Linked DNA regions of Mus musculus: region 1 is linked to region 2. The links are chromatin loops, found by intact Hi-C in ENCODE. Cell type or tissue: heart. All regions are shown on one strand.

What was found. Peaks named below come from ENCODE experiments on the same cell type or tissue, not always from the same donor. Only the 100,000 strongest peaks of a DNase experiment are listed, where the experiment ranks them.
Region 1: a loop joins it to region 2, with 2.6 times the contacts of the local background. A loop is called at or near these places in 3 of 42 quality-filtered maps.

Annotation. Positions count from the first base shown.
Region 1 is chr19:32,195,759-32,203,758 of GRCm38, reverse strand. All of the region lies in intron 5 of Sgms1 (sphingomyelin synthase 1), which reads left to right. Among named protein-coding and RNA genes, the nearest start is that of Asah2, 97 kb to the right of the region's middle. In heart, CTCF peaks have their summits at 3,430 (motif pointing left) and 4,863 (motif pointing left); DNase peaks (open chromatin) are centred at 888, 1,498 and 7,418; H3K27ac peaks cover 3,903 bases.
Region 2 is chr19:32,384,053-32,392,052 of GRCm38, reverse strand. Sgms1 (sphingomyelin synthase 1) reads left to right here and starts at 3,541. Exons shown (of 10, transcript NM_144792.5): 1 at 3,541-3,833. It overlaps 2700046G09Rik (RIKEN cDNA 2700046G09 gene), which reads right to left and starts at 2,837. Exons shown (of 2, transcript NR_033198.1): 1 at 2,677-2,837; 2 at 869-2,348. In heart, CTCF peaks have their summits at 4,521 and 5,373; DNase peaks (open chromatin) are centred at 2,882, 3,522, 4,452 and 5,212; H3K4me3 peaks cover 4,112 bases; H3K27ac peaks cover 3,755 bases.

The DNA.
Region 1 (8,000 bases), 190 kb after region 2:
AGTTATATCATGTTAGGCGTATTTACAACCTTGTTATTGTTTCATGTGAACATGAGATATTATTTGTGTCAAGTTGACAAGGGGTGGATTGTAGTGGCTATTCCTGGTTGTCAACTTGACAATATTTGGAATGAACTACAATCCGGAATTGGAAGGCTCACCAGTGACCCTTATCTGGAGGCTTGGAGATCCTTATCTGGATCTTGGTTTGAAGATCTTGAGCCATAGTGGCTATGGATTCCAGAAGATTGAATCTCCGAGTTAAGGAACACACCTTTAATCTGGGCTATGCCTTTCATCTGGGATTAAAGGTGTGGTGGAACACACCTTTAATCTGGGCTACACCTTTTGCTGGAGACAATATAAGGACATTGGAAGAAGGGAGTCTAGCTCTTGCTCTTGCTCCTTCGCCTGCTTGCTGCGTGAGACTGAGTAACTGCTAGATCCTTGGACTTCCATTCACAGCTGCGACTGAACCATTGTTGGGAATTGGGCTGCCGACTGTAAGTCATCAATAAATTCCTTTACTATTTAGAAATTATCCATAAGTTCTGTGACTCTAGAGAACCCTGACTAATACAGACATTATCTATGCACTCCTGCATCTTTTACAAGGTATAGACAGATGCTTTCAGTCAGTGGAGGGAGAGTAAAGTATCATTCTATGCAACTGACCTTGTTTAGGTCTCTAAAGGAGACTTCTCTAGAAAGAAATCACTTCTAAGTGGAATATTTAAGACTACTTGTTGATGATTGGAGACATTAGTTAGCCTCTGAGCACCCAGCGCCTTCTGCAGGCTCCTGGGCTAATTGTTAAGCCAGCTGTGCTGCTTTACACTGATCCAGTGTCTGGGTCAAAGGTAACACTTGGACGGCTTGAGGAACAACGGCCTCTGAGGTAGCCCAAAGGACACCGCTGGCGGTTGGAAGGCCCCCTTAGGTGGTGAATGGGAAATGGGAAAATAACTTGTTGAGTTTTAAACATCTAAAATCTAAAGGCATAATTAAATCAAGATGGTCCATCTCATCTATTGGTGTTACAAAGCCTGGACACCAAGGGGTGATCCTTCATCTCAGCTGTTGAGATGTTTCTCAGTGGCTCAGAGGGAGGTGAATTGCCCCGCCTTGTATTTAAAGATTTGGATGGTCCACTCTCTTTGTTAGAAGTCACCATCAAGCATTGTCATTTCCCCCTGTGGTTCTTATAGCTGTCAAACAGTGCCAGATTTCCTTATGTGAAATGATCCCCAGGATAATTTTGGTTTGAAACAGATTTTCCAAGCGATCTAAAAGGTCCTTGGTGCCTCCATGCCTGAGTCTCAAAGTTCACAGAACAATATATTTACTCAGGAAGCTTGAGGTTTTCAAATATTAACTGAGCAAGCAGGAGACTCTTGATGGGTATTTTGATACACGTGGCTGCCTCGGGGCCATTGATCTTTGTTGACTTTTTTTCCGGAAGCTCTTTAGCTCTGAATTTGTGCTTCCCGCTCCTCAGGAAGTACACACTGGGTCTTTCCAAGTGTGAAGCCAAACACTGGATCCTGGGCTTTCCAGGAAATGCCCTTTCATAAGAGCACACCTGCAACGTTTGACATGCCTGGTGGGAATAGTTTTCAAGTTAGGTTGGTCCTTCATTTAGTGTTAAACTTGCTTTTTCAAATGATGAGGTAGGGGCCAGAATGATGGCTCCATGCATACTCATTGGCTGAGAGTACACACTGTGTTTGTAGAGTTCCTGAGTTCGTTTCCAGCACCCATGCCAGGCAGCTTACAACCATCTGTAACTCCATCACCTGGGAAATACGGTGCCCCTAGCTTCCAAGGGCATCTGCATTTATGCCCCTGTATACATAATTAAGAACAATACAGATAACTTTAAAGGGGGAATAATGAGGGAAAGGACATGGGAGTGGATAAGATTTAAAGTTAGAAGATGGGCAAGGTGCAGCATCTCTCAGCAGAGGTGGCCTTCTGCAAGCACACCGTGATGCAGGAAAGCAAAGCCACCTGCCTGGAAGACCCACTGGGGCACCTAGTCCAACTCAACCCCACCTCTTCGCCTTTTCCATCTGTCTTACTTGGAACTCCCCACCTCTCCAGCCAAGAATGCCTTGGCCACCCCCTCAGATCTCTGCATCCTAGCTATCTGAAGTGACAATTATGCTCCAGGATGTTGAAAGGGAATACCAGGGCTTGAGGGTGTAGCTCAGTGATAGAGCATTTTCAGAGCGCCCATGAGGATCTCAGTCACCTCCTTGCACCAAAACAAGCAACAGCAAAAAAGAAAACCAAAACCAAAAATACACACAAGAAAAGAACTCACAAACAGAACATGCTAGTGTGATGGTCTAATTGCATGGGAATAATCTTAGAACAATCACAGGAAAGAAGGATGTCAGAAAGTAGGTTTTCAAAAGCAGGTAGATGGTCAGTTCTAAAGGCATTGGACCAGAGTGTGTGGCGTTGTCTAGCAGAATTGTAAAATATGTTTGTGAAAAGATGGGTGAGGATAGAAAGAAAAGATAGAAAGCCAGCGATGAGAGCTGGGGTGTTAGCCCATGCCTGTAATCTTACTCCTTACAAAGCAGAAGCAAGCACATCTGGAGCTCAGGGCCAGCCGGGGCTTCATGGTGTGACCCTCAACATCTCAGTATTGCACATGTGCTTGCTAAGGAACTTGTGTTCATTACCTCACTTCTTTCTTAATGGAGGCGTCAGGCAAGTATTTCAGGACAGTGACATAGGTGTGGCGTGTCAGCCTTAGTACGCCATTTAAAGTGCTGGGTGTTCTCTATCCAAGAGGGAAAATGTGGGTTGGATAGCGCTATGGATATGTGAGCTGGCCGAGAGGACAGTAGTGTTAGACTGAAACAGCAATCCTGATGGACATGATTTGATAAATCTGGGGAGCTCGGATTGCTAGAGGTGGAGTATCTAGAAGATGCTGTTTCCGTAGTTCTTGGATTCACTGCAGCTAACAGCAAAGAACTGGGACTCTGGACCAGGGAACCAGGTCTTGGATGACTTATTATTGAACACCTTGGGCCTCCATTTCCTTAGTCACAAAACAGAAATAGAAGAATACTTATCACATTAGAGGTGGACGACATGAAGGATTTAACGTTGAAAATTCTCTGGAGAAGTGCTCCAGAGCAGTAGCAGACGTCATTCCCTACCCTTGGTGATTCGCTGTTGCTGTGGCCTCTTTTGCTTTCACAGGACTCCTTGAGCAAAAGGTAGCTTGTCCTGGGTTTGCCTTGAAATCTACATCCAGTGTGCACAGTGCAGTAATCATTTGAGCTGCGAGTCAAAGATACTGAGTTTGCTCACTGTCAAGAAGCTAGATAAGATGTTGCTTGTTTAGTAGAATGATGCAGATAGCCTACACCAAATTCTGCATGTGCCCTCTGGTGTTTGCCAGTGAAGAGCTGTGGCTTGGCTTTAAGAGGAATATGTGCTGAATTAGGGGGTAGCAGACTAGTTCCTGAATTTAGTACAGATTTTCTTTGTGCAATTTGGTCAACTGACTGTAGTTCTCCTTAGAGACCAGTGTTACCTTCTAGAGGACATATAACATCTGGACATAAGTGGAGCCAAGCATGCTGCTATCCATCTTACAGGCACAGGATGGTCCCATGACAAGGACTTGCCCTGTCCAAACTGTCAGTAATACAGGGTTGAGAAATCCCGGCTTCACAGTTGAATGCTTGCTGTGTTTGTGAAATTGGAATAGCTGTTTTTGCTTGGGCAGTATCACCAGCTAGCTGAAAGAATGTAAAAATAAGCCTGCAATGAATAGGTCACAGAGAAGCTGTGGAGTTAAGTGGAAATCCAATGGCACGTGGCTCTGAAGGGAACTAGCTGCTAATAGAAATGAAAAGAATCAGGATGTGGAGCCTGAGGTAGAAGACCAATTTAACAATTTTTTATTTTATTATCTTATGTGTATGAATGTTTTGTCTGCATATATGCATCACATGTGTACAATGCCCAAGGAACCAGAAGAGGGGTCATATACCCTGGAACTGGAGTTAGGAATGGTTGTAAGCTGCAGTGTGGGTGCTGATAACTAAACCAGGCCCTCTGGAAGAGCATATAATACTGTTAGCTGTCAGACTATTTCTTCAACCCCAGGAATATAATTTTCAGAGGCCAGTCTGGCCAGTCCAGAGAGAAATGACCTTGTCCTAGGATGCACTATCAGGCCTTTATCAGCCTGACTGAGGGTGGGCTTGTCCGTATGCTTTGGAGTTCAGATCGCCTACGTACAAAGCCTGACTTGGAGTGTGGGCTTGCTGCTGTCCCTGAACACCACAGGGTGTATCTTAACCTCACATGGTGCCATGTCTGGCCATTCAGGTAGACGCCATCATGGATGGCTGCTCCATGCCAAGTGTGTGGAGCTTGTCGCCCTCTCCAGTCAGCAGGTACCATCATGACCTGCATTATAGTTTACTGTTCTCACATTATTCAGTTGCCATTTTTACCTCAGTGCTACTTGGGCTGTGTTTTAGCACAGATGATTAGGGCCCCACCTTGGGCTGTGGTGAATCCAAGAAGACTCCCCTCCAAGCTGGGCTGGCTTCACCTGCCTTGCTTGTCTACCCCAGGAGTGCCCTTCCTATCCAGTCCTAAACACAGGAATATGATGGCCATCCCTATACTGTTACCTTTTGTTATAATGTAGAAATACTGAGAAGAAAAAAAAAAAAAAAAGGGAGCTGGAGAGATGGCTCAGCGGTTAAGAGCACCGACTGTTCTTCCAAAGGTCCTGAGTTCAAATCCCAGCAACCACATGAAGGCTCACAACCATCCGTAACGAGATCTGGCGCCCTCTTCTGGAGTGTCTGAAGACAGGTATAGTGTACTTACATATAATCAATAAATCTTTAAAAATAAAAAAGAAATATTGAGAAGACCATCATCAGGAGCCTAGTCACAAAGGACATGTCGGGCTCTGTTCTGTGAGTGACTCACACATGAGCAAGCAGGCCCTGTCACTTCTCATCTAAACTGTACAAACTACCAATAGCTACAGAAATCCCTGATCAAAGCAATTCATGACTAATGAGTTGCAGAATTTTTAGTGTGGTTTTTTTATTGCTAAACATTCTTGGAAGTGTATGAAATATACTTTGGTTTGGTTCTTCGGATCATAGCATGGATCCAATATCTTGAACATTTTAGTTGCTGTGGTAGTTTTAAAGTTTCTATAAATTCTAAATTACCACTGCTATACTGAAATGATCTCTTATAGTTAACTTCCATTAATTGTGATTTTTGTATGTTGTATATTGTCTTTTTTTTCTTTCTTTCTTTCTTTCTTTCTTTCTTTCTTTCTTTCTTTCTTTCTTTCTTTCTTTTTTTGAGACAGGGTCTTTCTGACTACTATATCCTAGTTGTCCTGGAAAGTGCAGTATAGTCGAGACTGGCCTTGAACTCATGACAATCCTCCTGCCTCTCAAATGCTGGGATTACATGTGTGAGCTAAGGCTCATGTGTGAGAACTCAGTGTGGATTCTAAAGTGCTGAGCTGCTGGATAATCAGTCCAGGGACCTGAGAGAGATACTTCTTAAAGCCTTAGCTTGTGCTCTAAGGAGCAGATATCTCAGCAGAAAGAGCAATCAGATACATTTGCGTTATGTCCATGGGAAAGTCAGAGATAGGAAGTTCTTAGCCGAGAGCCAACAAAGAGAATGCTGTTTATAACTTGAACAGGGCTGGACCTCAAAGAGATGTACCCTGAGAATTTCATAGGCCTGTGAGACTCCAAAGGAATCCTCTTAGGAAAAGAGCTGAGGGATGGACTGGGGTATCTGCTCAGGGAAGCCTCACGGAATGATTTTCCCCTGGATTGAAGAAACAAACAAAATCCAGAAACACAAAGCAAGCCTTCTAATGTCACCCTTTCCTTAGAGTGTCTACCCACTAGGTTTGGATTCTCATGATTCCATGCCATGTCGGTCCTGGGCTGTCACTCTTCCCAGACTCCTTCTCTTGAGAACTTAACAAGGTCGTCTGACTAAGTCGTGTGCCCGTGTAGGGTAGTAACATGTTCTTAGCCAGCAGTGTGCCAAACCCTGACTAAATAAGGGAGTCTCTTTTCTCAGTGAAGTCTTCTTTGTATAGCTAAGCAGTGGGGAAGATGATTCAACTGAGAATTCAGCCTTTAAAGAATGTAGATGTTACCATGGTTAAGTATGAAACGTACCTTGTGCGTTTATGTAAACAGAACCCAAATATAGCTAATATCGTGAGCAGCCACCACTCCAGGGACTGGAAAGGAGTGCCTCTCACCGCTGAGCTCTCTAGATCTTGATTCATACCTCACTGCAGAGGATGTGGTCTTGGCACATTGCATACACAAGAAAGTAATATGGTGCCTTGCTAGTTTAACTTGCTACAAACCTACCTTCAGAACTTAACTCAAAATATTTCTTTAGAAGGGCCAAGGATGGCAATTCAGAGGGAAAGGTCACCCAGGAAGCATCTTGCTCCAACACTGTTGAAGGCAGTCTGCTCTGTGGGGACCCTGGAGCCACAAAGTGAGCCAGGAAGTGTAGCTCTTTGCTCTAAAGTGTCTCGAGTGTGGCCAGCCCACAAATGAAAAAACAAGCAAATAAGCAAACAGACAAACGTGTAGGCCGGGTCCCAGATTGGAGTTTGGCAGTCAAGCAGTGAAGGGCAAGTTTGTTCCTGAGAGGCAAATAGGCGTCGTGTTCCCCAGACAGAGCCACCTGCAGGAGCAGACACGACAGAGTCACAGCAATCTTCACGCTACCTTGTGGTAAAATGTGCTTCCCTGGTGTTCCCAGGAAGGTTCAGAGATGGCAGCACCGGCATACTGACTAGGACATAATTGTTTCATGTATCAATAATTAAGTATTGAAATGAGGCGGAAAAGGAGAAAAGATGATGTTAAGTGTGAGTGTGTGTTTATGAGAGGCATGATATAATAAAGAAAAAACTAGCATAGATGCAGAGAAAGAAAGGGCGTTTACAAATGCCTATTCAGGCAAATAGGGGACAAATCGTAATTGAGTAATTAAAGTACCAGAGTGTACAGTATTTTAGGTATTCCTTAGTCCTGACATGGGGAGAAGAAGGTTCTGTCTTCACAGGATTCCCGAGTCCTGCTGTTCATCCTGGCAGTTGTTTCACACTTCTTAAAACTTCGTTTGTTCCTGGCCTGTCCCTGTAGTGACTCAATACTGAGGGCTGATTGAAGATTAGATTTCTGTTTCTTGTTTGCCTCTTAAGCCTTGGGAGGCATTTGGAGCAGCTTTTATCAAGTGTCACATGGCCCAGTGACATTTCACATGTCTTGCCTAATGCCTGTGAAGGGACATGACACAGCTGAAGCTGGCGCTGCCTGTGAAACCATTAGAGGATTTTATCTCTCGGAAGAGTTTGATGATACACTCCAGGGCTCTGGTTTTATTCATCCCAGGTAGGTGTTCTGTTTACTCATGACTGCAGTTCTTGCTGACGTGCGCTCTGGCTCCTTTCTCCACAGCTTTGGCCTGCCAGGTTTCTCTGTGGTCCCTTGCATTATAAGACAGTGCAGTGTGTCAGTCAGTGTTCTGTTTGGTATGTTAGACATACCCAGCCTTATTTAACCTTGACTCCCAATTGTCCTGTCTCCTCTGCCTTGCCTTCTTTTCTCCACTTCTGGGCCCTTCTTATGTTATCTGAACCTCATAGCAGCCCTGAAGGACCTGATACTCATTAGGTGGATCTGAGGATGGTTCAGATATTAAGGCTTGTTATAAATTCTTTTTAAGTTTTCTGCTTATAGTTTAAACTAGATTTTGTTGGATAACTGCATAAAGCAGAATAGACACTTGTAATCTTACATCCTGATAACCACGATAACATAAAAAAAATAAAAGCAAAACATGTTTGTGGTTAGTACACAAACTTTACAGAAGCTATTGATGAGATGTATAGGCTGCCATCGAATGTGTTAATATACTTGTGGGTTTTTTTTTTCCCC
Region 2 (8,000 bases):
AAAAATGTAGGGAGCCGGGCGTGGTGGCGCACCCCTTTAATCCCAGCACTCGGGAGGCAGAGACAGGCAGATTTCTGAGTTCGAGGCCAGCCTGCTCTACAAAGGGAGTTCCAGGACAGCCAGGGCTATACAGAGAATCCCTGTCTCGAAAAACAAAACAAAACAAAATGTAGGGAAAGAGGTTTGTGCACAAGGAGAAATTGGGCTGTACCCCTTGTCTAACCAAGGTCAGTCAAACAACTCCAGTCTTTGTTGATCAGTGGAAACCAAACAATTAGTGAAGCCAGGAGTCTCAGGCAGAGGAACAGGAATGAACTCAGTGCAGATTCTTCACAGATCTGTTCCTTAGGGCAAACACTTGGAAGGAGCCTTGTCATGGGCAGCTGGGTCCCCACTCACAGCACTGGCTTCAACTCAGGTTGTAGGTTGGCCAGATGTATTTAAAAGTCTGAGGAGGCCGTGAAGCCTTGCCCCTGCTGCTCAGGCTGTGTGGCCCGGGATTCTTCCACAGAGCCACATTTCCCTGCCTACCCACTGAAGCCCCTTGACCTTAGAGCATAGTGTGGGCTTTGACTACGTTCTAGTAAGTGGTGGTTGCCACTTACAGGTCAATGGGATAGAAGTGCGTTTTTCTCTTAGATTATTAATCGTTAGAAATGACCAACTTTGAAGTAGTCACTTTGGCGAGTGAAGTTTATGTCTCTGTACTTGTTTGTTGGTATTATTTTTAGCATGGCAGACACTGACTTGGGGATGACTCATTTTTACTGTTTCAACATTATCCATACTAGTCCACGTACTTGAGAAACCTAAACATTTTTAATGAATGTTTCTTATGATTTGGTAAGAAGTAGTGTTAGAATTCTCTTGTTTCTTAAAGTCATTTATTACTTCATATATGATGCTATGCCTGCCTGCATATATAGTGTAACTCTTGCATGCCTGGTGTTCTCTGCAGCCAGAGAAGGCATCAGATTCCAAAGAAGTAGAGTTTCAGATGGTTGTCAATGGCAAAGTGGGGTGCTGGGAATTGAACTAGGGTTCTCTTCAAGACCAGCAAGTACTCGTAACTGCTGAGCTACCTCTCCAGCCTCCTGTTAAGGTTCTTCATGGTTTAGTGGACTAGAAAAGGAACATTTCATCTTGATTATTATTATTTTTTGTACAGTGACTGACTTAAAAGTATGCCAACTCTGAAGCATCTCTTATGACCACGCCATTCAAGTTACTTTCAAGGCGAGGATTTCTCTCTAGATTACCATCCCTATATTTACTTAAAGCTCTGTTATGTATATTTTATGTGTGCCTTTTCTAAGAACCACTTTCTGAAATTGGAGTGAAATTTGGAGTATAAAATACTTGTATACTCTGCCCTTTTCATGTATTAGGAATACTCCTAAAACTTTCATAGAAAAATGTTTTCTTTTTCCTAAAAAACATTTCAAAGATACAGGGAGGGGGGAGGGGAAGAAAAACTAAACTAACTCTAATGCCTGGGACACACTTGTAACAAGTGTGTGTGGGGTGGGGAGGGAGAATTTTAAAGTCTGGATTCCATGACCTGCCAGGCAGCAGCTCGCTTGCTTTGACCTTGGTTACAGCAAATGCAAAGTAACACTGCAAAGAGCCAGCGGCTGTCCAGTACTTACTTCAAGACAGCAAGCCTCCTTTTTTTCCCTCTTAGGTGCAAACTGATGAAAATAACCAGCGGGGCTACTATAATCTCAGCCACTCCCTTGCTCTTGGTTGACACTCAAATAGAGCAGGTTAGTGGGTTGTCATTTAAAAGCAGTATGCGTCAGGCCACCCTTTCTTATCTCCCTGAGAAGTGCGATAGCATAGTGTCCTAAGGTGAAGAGGCCGGAGGTGCAGGAGAGGACAAGACCTTTAAGAGCTCACACAGGAGCAGACACATTTTAAATCCGATTTTTCACTGTATTTGGGGACAGAGGACGCTAAATTTTCAGCACCATACACGAAAAAGGGTCTCTACTGCTTAGGGAAAGCGGCCATCAGATTCACCTTGGGAGCTTGTTAACCAGGTTTCAGGACCGACCCCACTAGTGGCGTTTCTGATTCTGTAGGTTTAGGTGTGGTCGTGAATGTGTCGTTCTAACGAATTCTCGGGTAATGAGGATGCGGGCCCAGAGATTCCAGGACCCCAGGTGACACCATCACCATCCAAGCTAACCAGCAGCAGGAGAAAAGCATGGAGGAGAGCGACGGCTGTCCAAACATCTTTCGCCACCTTCATCCTCCGTCGCCGGGAATGGGTCAGAACAGGGAAGCAGCAGGAGGAGCGATGCCAGCGCCTTAGGAACGGGAACTCCTCTTCCCAACTTCCGCCCCTGGGGAAAAGCAGAAGCCATCAGCTCCAAGAGAGCGGCTCTCCAATTCTTAGCCGTTAGGTTCTGGCTCTGGAGACAGCCGGTCCTCCCGGTGTCACCGGCGTCGCAGTACCCTCGCTGTACCCCCGCTGTAGACTGGCGGACTGCATGCAGGTGAGGGCGGGGGCCTGTGCCTGGTGGGGAGGCAAATGGACTAGAGTCTGCCCGGATCCCGGACCCTTCTTCGTCTACGGCCCCGGAGAGCTGAAGATGGCTGCCCCGGAGCTCCGCGGACAGTCACGTGTCTCGCAGGCACGGCCGTTCCCCCCTCCCCGCCCCCAGACCAGACCCTGCAGGGTAGCGCGTCCCGGGCGACCCATGCCACGGTGGTACGAGCGGTCGGCCCAGAAGGCCGGAGCTACTGGAGGCTGCTGTCTCTGCCGCGAGATCACCGTCCTGGTACCGGGTTCCACTGCCCGAGCTGGAGATCTGCCGGCGACCCGCACCCCGTGGGGCCATTGGGCATGCGCAGTGCTCCGGCCCTGGTGCGGCGCTCTCCAGGTTTTCGCCGCAGCTCCGAGAGGCGGCGGGAGGTGGGGCCCGGACGGACTAGGGGGGAGGGCCCGGTTCTTCCCGAGAACTCCTGGGCCTTCACGCTGCCTGGGGCTGCGCGATTTAGGAAGCCTGCAGACCCCTGATTTGGGGGGGGGGGGGGGGGGGAGATGGTGGTTTTAAGGATTAGAGCTTCGGAAAAATGTCCCGAAGAGTTTGAGGTTCATCCATTTTAAATGATCAATCATAAGGGAGTCACAAGTGTCGCAGCTCTTGGGCTTGGTGGGAAAGAAAATGCCAGTGTAGTTCGCCAACAGCTGTCCCCGTAGGTAGTTTCACCAAGGCTGAGTTTGTGTCCCCAACCTTCTAGCCGCCTTTTGCCGCACAACTCTCGGGCTGGCTCCTAATAGGGCTTCTGATCCCGGAGGATGAAACCCACCATCTTTCTCTTCTCGTGGTTGGGGGGTGGTGGGGGCGAAAGGGAACCGCATCTCCAGTTCCCGTTTCTAGAAACAAAAAGGACTCCCCCCCCCCCCCGTCCCCACCCCCAGCACACCCCACGGCCAGCTGTCCTGCGGGACTCAGCTGGGTCCCTGGTCGAGCGTCCGCGGTCCCCGCCCCCTGGCCGCCGGGAACACCCGGAGGAACGGACTGGCGTCGCGCGGGAAGCCGACCCGGCTCCGCCGCGGACTGGGCATGCTCGGCAGCCCGAGGTTCCAAGTCAGAAGCCTTCTCGCCAGCTCGGCGGCGGCCGGAGCAGCGGCGGCGGGCTGCCGGCTGGACGGGAGCAGGGAGAGCCGGTTCGGGCGGGCTGCTCGTCCCGGGAGCCTGGCACGCGGACGGGAGAGCGGGATCGGGTGCAGAGTCCGCACGCCGCCCTGCCCCGGTTTCGTTCCGCGGCGCGGGGCTCGGCGCGTGGAAAGAATTCCGGCGGCTGCCACGACTCGCGTGCAAGTGAGTCGCGGGGCGGGGGTGGAGGGCCGGCCTCCGGGTCGCGAGCGGCTGGATCTGACCCGAGTCTCTCGGGCCAGGCCTGACCTCGGTTGACGGCGGGCGGGCAGCCGGGGCGAGGGGGCGTGAGCGCATACCGCGCGGTGTCGCGCGTACCTGGCGTGCGGTCCCCCGCGGCCGCTCGTGGGGGTGGGCGCGGGGGAGCGCTCTGGCGGCCGCGATCCCGGCTCCGAGGGGGCGGGCCGCCGGCGGGGCTCCCCCGCCAACTTGGGCGGGGAGGAAGGAGGAGGCGTCCGTGGGCACCTTTCCGAGGTGCTGCGTGCGGGCTGGAAGGCTGCCTGGTGTCACATTGAGGCGAGCGGACGGTAGCGGGGCCTGAGAGCCCGGGACTGAGGACCTTTCCAGGTGGAAGCCAGCCAGAGGTCCCGTAGTGCTTAGGGGTGGACCCCCAAAATCACAGCCCCACCCCCACAACCCTGGGCGGCAGAGTGACAGTTGGTACCTCCTGGCCTGATCGCAGCGGGGCCAAGAGTCCGCGGCTTTGGGATTCCCTTCAGCACGGCCCCTCGATGACCCCCAACGGCATAACAGGTGGGACCCCCCTTCCCGGAGGAGCGAGCCCCTTCCTTCCCAGGCGGTGTAACAGCCCCTGGCTCGCGACTATTCTGAGACCCCGCGTGTCCTCACCGCGTGGGGGTGTTAAAGGGTAAGGCCTGCAGGGGCATCTGCGTAGCTCTGGACGCGGTTCGTCCAGAGAATGAGGGGTCTGAGTGATCATAGGCGACTTGTCAAGGGCACATCAGTGGTAGCAGCGCTGCCTCTGCCCGGATTTTAAACCCACACTCCAACTGTCTTCCTTTGGTGGCCCCGGTGTCCTGGTCCATCTAACGGATTCTGGATAATGCTTGATCCTTTTTGACTGCCGGGCTAACAGTCGGGGTGGAGGATGCTATTGACCTGGGGAGCTGAGAGAATCCGGGCAGGTGCTTCTCGGATGTTTCATTTCACCTTCAGACAGGACCGAGTTCAGCGCTACACACATAAAAAAGACAGAAGGCTGGTTTCTGACGGGAAGTTTATTTTCAGTGTTCTGAGGCCTGCCTTCTGTCATCGCTTTCCTGAAATTTACCTTCTTCAGATTGGGGGTGTTTCTAGTTGGCTACCTGGTTATGGAAGTCGTGAATGCCTGTCTTGGTGTGCTGTCTGTCAACTCCTTACGCCTTGCCTTCTGGCACTAGGGGCTGAACATCAGCAGGGGTGGGGGCCAAGGGAGCAGAAAGGAGTGAGATTGATGAGGTCTGATCCTGGTGGAAGTTGCCTTCGATTTGGGAGGCAGTTTGGGTCTGAGGAGGCAGGGGAGAGGATGTCCAGGCGTTTCATTGGTCAGAGTGTTAAGTGTCCAAGGAAAAAGCCAGCTGGGGTTGGGTGCCGATGTGGTCAGTTTTTTTTTTTTTTTTTTTAAGGGAAGCCCAGGGATGTTTGGTGATTCAGCAGGTGGCAGGTTTCCAGCTCTGAAGCCTTGCCTTGGCCAAGCAAGCCAGCAAGCAAGCTGCAGAGCCTGTGCCCGCAGCTGGCGGTACCTAACTTTGGGGAAACCTCCCGGAGTGGCCTTCTTATGTGCACCAAGTCTTCCTTCTTGTTTTGCTTCCTGTTTCCTTCTGGATGCCCTGGTCCTTTGGGTTTCCTTAATGCTCCTTTTAAACTACGGAGCACATTTTAACGTCTGTATCACAGACCTGCTGGGTAGCAGGAGATGGCCGCCACAACCGTTCAAGTCAGGTAATTACTGTACAGAGAACCCCTTTCTGTTTCTGCTTCAGAGACCAAACATTTTTATTGTTAGTAAAATAAATACTTTTCTGCCACTTGTCACTGACATTGAACTACTTCACATACCAGGGAACTTAAAAAAAAAACCTACTAATTCAACATATTAAGTTATTAAAGGCACACATTGTTTAAAACATCTTACTCGGAGAACTCTACTGTCTTGCATGCTTGACCTGTATGTAGCTCAGTAAATGCTTATTCATATTTTAAAAAGTTTTTCATAACAGAAGAGCACTAGAATTACTAGAATTTCTCCTTTTTTTTTATGTCTATCAGTGGGATTCTTTCCTGAACAATTTTAGAATAAAGAATGCACAGCAATGTCTGTGTACGTTGTGTGTGTTGGGCACTGAAAGACCCTGGTGTTTTTTCCTAAGATGCAATTGCCCCTTGTTGACCATAGGTTCAGTTTTATATCAAGAGCTTGATACTTGTTCACATTTTCATTTCCAGCTTGGGGCAGGCACTTCTCTTGAGCTGGAGTCAAGGCGCTCTTTTGGGGCCAAGTCATAAAAACCTAAAGGAGGACTTGATGCTAGTTTTTAACTAAAATGTGCTCCGGACAGATATCCTATGTTCTTTGATAAAACCTCATTCCCTGCAAATCGTTTCAGGAGACCTGTAGGTTCCCGACTTTGCCATCCAGTGATAAACACTGCTGTAGAGAAGGTAAAAGCTGCCCAAGGACTGAGCAAACACGCTGGCCAGTGTTGCTCTTCCGAGACCGAGTACAGATGGCTGTGTCTTTGCGTGTTTCGGATGGTAGCAGTCTTTTTTCAGAACTTTCTTGGTGTATGCATGGGTGTTAAAGATTTTGGCTTGTTGGTTCAAACAAGAATATACATGCAAGGAGGAAAAAGGAAAGAGAATATAAATGTGTATTTGTTGCTTCCTAATGTACTCCATTCCACTAGCTGTGCTGTAGTTTGGTCACCTTAGTTAGGGTACCCAATCAGAAAAAAAGGTCAGGTTTTTTTTTTTGGGGGGGGGGGAATCAGTTTAGTTTGGTGTGAGGGACAGGGAATGAATGAAGGAGAAGAGAGGGCAGGTCCTGTGGCCAGGGAGATGGCTTGGTTCTGTAGTTGTGGCAATAAGTTCTGGTTTCAGTAAAACTGAATTGAGCTAGTGAACAGGTGTGGCTTGGTGTTCACTAGAATGCTTTATCTCCATGCAGAGTCTTATCTCAACGTCTAGACACACCGAACACTGATGGAGACATGCAAACATTCACACACACAGATTCGCAGATAGAGACACACAAGCAAAGAAGGGAGACACATACACGTAGACACACGCCTCCTTCGCCATAAGCCAAGAACCCCAGCTTCTTTCTAATCTGTCAAAGGCAAAACAAAACCTCGATGGAATGTTGCTTTTTGGAGGCTTGAATTACCTCATGCTACAATTGAGGAAGAATCCCTCTGCCTCAGTGGCCAGCTAGAGGAAGTGGCTTTTTTAGGTCAATGCAGATGAATGAGAACTTAAAATTTAGGTGTTTTTTTTTTTCCCCTCTCAGACATGGTCAGTTCTTGGCATCAGATCCTCTCACTGTACAAAGCCCCTTGCCTGTAGTTGGCATCTCCATTTCCTTCCATTCCCTCTGCTGCAAGAGGAGTCTTCTCTCACGGGGCGGAGAAGATTTTGTCCAGGCGCTGTGTGCATAGTTGTTAAAGATGTTGTGTTACGCCGGGCCTTTCATCCCAGCACTCGGGAGGCAGAGGCAGGCGGATTTCTGAATTCGAGGCCAGTCTGGTCTACAGAGTGAGTTCCAGGACAATCAGGGCTACAAAACAAAAGATGTTGTGTTACTGATGTGTCTTCAATGTGCATAAATGGTGCGGAGGCTGTGGATCAGGGGTAGGGTGCTTGCTCAGCACGCACAGGGCCCTGGGTCCCACTTGCAGTACTGCAAAAGGGAAGCACTAAAACCCTCCAAAAACCATTTATCTTGGAAGCATTCCAACATTTCCTGAGAGTTGGCAGAATTTTTTTCAATGTTTTATTAGGTTGTATTGTGTAAGTCTGTGCTTGTTCTATATAGCAAGGTGTCTGGTACTCTGTAGGGTATGATTATACACCTATATCTATGTCTATCTATCTATATTATATATGTGTGCATATATAATATATATATATTCATTCACCTAGTGTGTGTGTGTGTATGCAGTCATACATACACACATATTCATATATGTATATATGTATGTCTGTGTGCATGCTAGTGATAGATGCATAACTCATTTCCATCCTGTTATCAAGGGCAACACTGAGTGAAATGCTGGCTTCCCTCTCTTCCTGATGTCTGCGAAAGGATCCTAAGGGTGGTAGTTTTGGAAGCGT